Linked DNA regions of Homo sapiens: region 1 is linked to region 2. Evidence: chromatin loops called from intact Hi-C (ENCODE). Cell type or tissue: heart left ventricle. All regions are shown on one strand. Links, peaks and the distances in the headings refer to the core of each region. The heading gives the core; the rest is flanking DNA. Region 1 overlaps DENND2B (DENN domain containing 2B). Region 2 holds the start of LOC107984308 (a long non-coding RNA gene).

Region 1 (2,911 bases), core at 103-2,602, 76 kb before region 2:
AGTGGCATGGTCTTGGCTCACTGCAACCGTTGCCTGCCTGGTTAAAGCCATTCTCCTGCCTCAGCCTCCCATGTAGCTGGGATTACAGGCACACGCCACCATGCTTGGCTAATTTTTGTATTTTTGTAGAGAGGGTTTCACCATGTTGGCCAGGCTGGTCTTGAACTCCTGACCTCAGGTGATCTGCCCACCTTGGCCTCCCAAAGTGCTGGGATTACAGGCGTGAGCCACTGTGTCCGGTCCATACTTCTTTTTTTTTAAAGGTTTGATCCTGTTTGGATTCTATCAGTAGTGAAGGCCCGGGATTCTGAAATGAAAATGTATGCAGTGTTTATAAACTCTCATTCCTTGGTGTTCATGAGATCTGTGGTCAGCCCAATCAGCCTGCTTAGATGGAATAGTTTGTGAAGGGCAGAGCAGGGTGAGACTGAATTTCAGATTTAGCATAGATTGCTAGAAAACAGAGGAATTTCTTTGGTAAGTCACTGGATTTTGCTTTCCTGTCTCCCCTTCCCAGTCTGTTTCAGTAACAGACTTGCTTCTGAAGGAAAGATAATGTAGTTGGGAAAGGTTCCTTTACAGGGTGTTGTTCAGATGGTCTTCATCACTGATTCACAATGAGCAGACATTGAATGGTCATCTGCCATGAGCAGGGACACACAGATGGGTTGGAAGATGAGGCTGGAAAGACTGGCTGAGGTCAGATCTTTAAGGGATTGAACCATCCAGAAAGCGGGGAATCACTTTCCCCAGGAAGCAGGAAGGAAACACATTTGAATATGATTTGTAGAAAAGAAACCTAGGAGACCATGTAGAAGATGGAAATGGAGTGGGAGGAAACTTGCCTATTTTATTGGCTGTAACTGGAGGATGATATTCCAGTCCCTCAAAATTCATTTAGAGCAGAAAGTAAGGGAAGTCTCAGGGTGGGCGGGATCAGAACTCCAGATTGCAGAGCTTTCTAGAGCCCGTAGAGCAGTGGTTTTCAGACTTGACTGTGCACCAAACTCACCTGGAGAGCTTGTTAACCAATTTAGTAGAAATTTTTTAGTAAAAATTTGCATTTTTAACAAGTTTGGAAGTGATGCTGCTACTGTTGGCTGGGAACCCCACTTTGAGAACCACTGCTTAAGAGGCTTGGCAGCTGAGATGCCAATAAGGGTATGAGGGCCAGATGTTAATTGGCTTGCTTTCTTTTACTGACCCAGAATTTCATGTCTACAAAGCTTTACTTTAGATGTTCTTAGGTGGCTTACTCTAAAACATCAACAAAGCCTGGTAAAGGTCCATGCTCTCAATGACTCTTCTCACCAAATCCGTATCACTTCTGGATGAGATTTCCAGGTATGTGCTCGTCTTTAAACAGATGCTTGTCTGATTTTTGGAAAATGCCCATCCTGGGCACTTGATTTCATTAGGATTGGTGGCATTTCTGCCAGGAAAAGCTTCCCCCCGCCAGTCAGCACTACTACTGGCTGGCAGGGCTGTTTCAGGGACAGCCAGCAGGGGCTGCACAGAATGTGTTCTGTTGATTAGCCAAATTTACACAGGACATGCCTGGGAGATTATCTCTTTAGGCCAGGAGTTGAATTTCAAGGGCAAAGTCCACAGTTGGCAGCCGAAAGGCTGAGAACACCTGGAAGAGGGGAAGGATTTCACTTGACTTTCACTTCCCCAGGCCTCAGTGCCTCTTCCCACAGAGGCTGGGTTTTCTCCTTGTTGCTGCCTGAGCAGGTGACCTTGGGATGGTTCCCACAGAGCAGTGTGGCTCCAGGCACTGCCCTTTGCTGTCTACTTCAGCACCTGTGGCTTCAGGTGAGACACTTGCATTAGTCAATGTCAGCTGCCCTGTCCTCCTTGGCATCATCATTTCTTGAATTCTTTTCTGGGCTTGCTTCTTTCTTTGCGGGGAAGGCCTTCATTTTCCTTCATAGTCCATGACTCGCAGGTTTTCCCCGAGCTCTCCTTTTCTTACCTTCCTTCATTAGTTCAGTACAACTGTAGAATTCTGTTTCAATGTAGGAAGGGAGACGGCTACCCATACATAGCCTGAGACAACCCACCTGGGGCTCCTGTAGCCTCAGTGCTGTCCCCGGGGTGGAAGGACCACGTGGGTGGGTCCACACAGCTGTCGTCTATTTTGCGGATGCTCACTGGGAACTTGGATTCAGTCCTAGGTGCCTGGGAGTTGAGAGGTGAGAATACAGAGTGCTCAGGGTGGCAGAGTGGGGACTGGGACTCAGGTCTTCTCACCTCTGCCCATTTAGGGCCTTGCTGTGTATGTAACACTGAAACTGTGTTTCACATTAGCAGGCAGGCATCAAACCGTCTATCTGGCTAACTTTTGTTTAAGACATTTTTTAAAATAACAAAAGCAACACCAGGTGTTCTAAAAACTTTTGCAAAATGGGGAATACGTAAGGCAGAATATGAGCATCTTCTATAAACCCATGCCCCAGAAAAATAGTTATTGTTAACAGTTGGGTAGCACTGGGTTTTTTATTTATTTATATTTTTTATTTATATATTTAAACTAACATCCTTGAGCCATAAAGATTCTTTAAATGATGCATTTTTATGTACATTTAGTTTTACACGAAAAGTTTATGCTCTTAATTTAAAAAAATGGAAAGTAAGAAGTGTTGGTGAGAATGTAGAGAAGTTAGAATCCTCATACATTGTTAGTGGGAGTGTTAGCGGTGCAGCTGCTGTGGGAAAGTTTGATTATTCCCCAAAAAGCCCCAAATTGCCATATGACCCAGCAATTCCACTCCTAGGTATATGCCCAAAATAATTGAAAACAAGGACTCAGATTCTTGCATGCCAGTGTTCATTGCAGCATTATTCACAGCAGCGAGAAGGTGGAAACAACCCAAATGTTCACTGACTGACGAATAAACAAAATGTACAA
Region 2 (2,859 bases), core at 360-2,859:
ATCTCCCATTCAGCCTTAGCTCCTTTAGCTCTGTCCTCCCTAGGATGTTCTGCACACCATTTCCCAGCCTACCGTCTCCTCCAACTCTGAGCCATTCCTTTGATACTTATTTGCTCTCAGCTGGTTCAGTTTAGTGGTCCAGGACTCAGGGTCCACTTGTCTCTGTACATCTCCATCCCCTGGTCCCCTGTCCACCTGGAGAGATGACTGGGAGAATCTATTTGAGACAGCTCCTCCGGGGCAGTCAGGAATGGTCCAGGAAGCTGAGAGATGAGTTAGGGCAGTGAAGGGACCAAGCTGAGGCTGGGGAGGCAGCGTGTGGGCTGCAGCCAGCCGTCTATTTGCTGGAGAACTGATTAGTGGCTTTGTTACATTAGACAGGATGTTAAACATTGCTGGAGAAGAGAGGCTGGCACAAGGGGCTGGGGAGGAGCAGGCCTTCCTGAAATTGAGTTTCCAGAGACAGGACCTATCTTGAGAACCTGATGTTGCTGGCTGTTTTCCCCTGGGTTGTCAGTGATGTGCACCAGGCTTGTACATCTATTACTTCCCTGGGCCTCAGTATCCTATGTCTTTTTCTTGGAGCTTTGGATTTTGTATCAATATTCAAAGCTCTTACTGTAGGGAAAAGAAGGAAGGAAGGAGGGAGTGAGGTGAAGGAGGGAAGGATGGAAAAAAAAGAGGGCTAGTCTTGGGACTCATGTCACACTCAGAAGCCATTGGAAGTTTAGAAAGCTCTATCTAAAGCAGTGGTTCTCAGTTGGGGGACAACTTCACTCTTCCCTCCCTCCATTCCTGCCTCCCTCCCTCTCTCTCCCTCCTTCCCTCTGTCCGTCCCAGAGAGCATCTGGCAGTGTCTGGAGACATTTTTGGCTGTTATAGCTAAGGAGATGCTAATGTCTCCTGGTGGATAGAAGCCAAGGTTGCCACTAAACATCCTAAAAATGGACAGGACAGTCTACCACAACAAGAATTATTCAACCCCAAATGTCAGTGGCTTGGAGAAACCCCTGGGATTGGGACAAGGCTTCCTATAGGTTGGGGATGACAATAAAGGCCCTGGCTGATCATGCAGTCCAAGGCAGTTTCGATTTGTTGAGCTTGGCATAAATGTTCTCCCTGCCGTGATGTGGACAGTGATGCTCTGGTCCTGTTTTAGGGGATCAGAAGACTGTGTCCTGGCATTCTCCCTTCTTAGTTCCCCCACCTCCTCACTCCTGCAGGGCATATGTTGGGGAAGGATCAAGAAGTAGAGAATCCATCCCCAACACCTCCCTAAGTGCCCCACAGTGGGGTAGGCTGGAGAAAACATGCAGGGGGTGCCGGGTTTGCTATTTGGCTTCTTGCGACAGGGCTGCTGGGCCAGCTCCGCTTAGTCAGGGCTCTGGAATGGAGACAAGTCATTTTAATAGCATGACTGTGTTACAGGAAAAGGTCTGTTCCATTGCTGGGGACTCTGCTTGGAGTTGGGAATCACTTAATCCAGTCCCAAATCCCAGTGACCCATCTTTGACTCATAAGTTTACAGAGATTTATATTGCTCCCACTGCAGTCTATTTAGCTGTCACTGAAATCCCTCCTTCACACCCACACCCTAACTCTGTTAGAGCATTTCCTAAATTCGTTGTGGTTCTGCATAAGTAGATGCCACAATGTGGAGGGAGCTCCACTTTGGAAATGGAGGAATCTGCAAGCATATAGGGATTGGCTCTTCTCCCGTGTCCTCTCTAGGAAAGCTTCACTCTCAGCAGCCTTTGTTCCTCGTCCTCCAGCTCCTTCTTCTGCCTGCTTCCTGAGGAGTGGGGTCTGAGTTCCTCTGGGGCGTAAGGCACATTCAGACATCTGTAGAACAAGTGTGGGACTCAGTGGCACCCAGGCTCAATCCTGCTGCTGAGCAGAGGTGCTGGAGTGAGTCCTGCTCTGCAGCAGGAAAATAGGGAAAGGGGTGCAGAGAGGGCTGTGTTCTGAGTTCCCCAGGGACCTGTTCACCCCACGGATTCTGCCACCAGGATTGAGCTAGGACTGACCCGGCCCATGGTGTTACTCTATTTTAGAAAATGTGTGTGTTGGAGGGGTGGGGGCAGGAGATACAGCTTGTGGAAAGGAGTGCCACTCAACATCTTCAAGGGCAGGGATTCTGTTTTGGACTTTTCTGAGATTTTCTGGTAATGCCAATACAATGCCCGCTGCCAGAGATTTTAGAACTAGTCCTGAGAAGCAAGAACTCCCCTCACCCCCACCCTTTGGCCCAGACTCCTTCCAAGCCTTTCACACCTCCCCTGTGTCACAGCAGGAGAGTTTGTTCCAAAAGGGGAGTGTTGATGGTTCTCTTTTTGCTGAGATCAGCGGTAGAGGGAATAGACACTACAGTAGGAGAGTCATCGAACAGATCATTACTGAACACTTCCTCCTTGCTAATCACTGTTCCGTTCCGAGGTTGCCTCAGTGAACAACACAAAACCCTGCCCTAAAAGACTTGTTGAACGGCATCGTAGGTGAGAAGGGGGCCTGGCGAAGCCCTGCTCCCTACGGTTCTGTGAGTTCCTCCATGCCCACCCTCCAAAGTAGGTCCCCAGGGAGATCCCCTGAGAGTTGGGTGAAGGGACAGCCATGTGACCTGAAAACCCTTCCTACCTTGAACTGTGTTATCTCTGGGGTGTTTGCAGCAGAGGGAAGGGAGCCAAGGAAAGACTCTTGTTGCTGGCTTTGTCCTCTGGCTGGGCACAGGCAGGGGTGGCTGAGCCAGTCTTGTGCAATCCCTGAATTTATAAAGCAGAGGCCAGGCTGAGCTGGGCTGGGGGTGGGGGGTTGGGGGGGGTGGGGGGGTGGGTCTGCTTCTGGACTTGGAGCCAGGATCTG

What was found. Hi-C counts contacts between places; a loop is a spot of excess contacts. Peaks named below come from ENCODE experiments on the same cell type or tissue, not always from the same donor. Only the 100,000 strongest peaks of a DNase experiment are listed, where the experiment ranks them.
Region 1: a loop joins it to region 2, with 2.1 times the contacts of the local background. A loop is called at or near these places in 27 of 110 quality-filtered maps.

Annotation. Positions count from the first base shown.
Region 1 is chr11:8,793,591-8,796,501 of GRCh38, reverse strand. All of the region lies in intron 1 of DENND2B (DENN domain containing 2B), which reads left to right. The region is part of intron 4 of DENND2B-AS1 (DENND2B antisense RNA 1); the gene reads right to left. Among named protein-coding and RNA genes, the nearest start is that of DENND2B, 16 kb to the left of the region's middle. In heart left ventricle, for the core only: a CTCF peak has its summit at 1,487 (motif pointing right); no DNase peak of the experiment used is centred there; H3K27ac peaks cover 1,095 bases.
Region 2 is chr11:8,718,064-8,720,922 of GRCh38, reverse strand. The region is part of intron 4 of DENND2B (DENN domain containing 2B); the gene reads left to right. It overlaps LOC107984308 (a long non-coding RNA gene), which reads right to left and starts at 2,739. Exons shown (of 2, transcript XR_001748118.2): 1 at 2,635-2,739; 2 at 1,391-1,842. In heart left ventricle, for the core only: no CTCF peak of the experiment used is centred there; a DNase peak (open chromatin) is centred at 1,357; H3K27ac peaks cover 2,394 bases.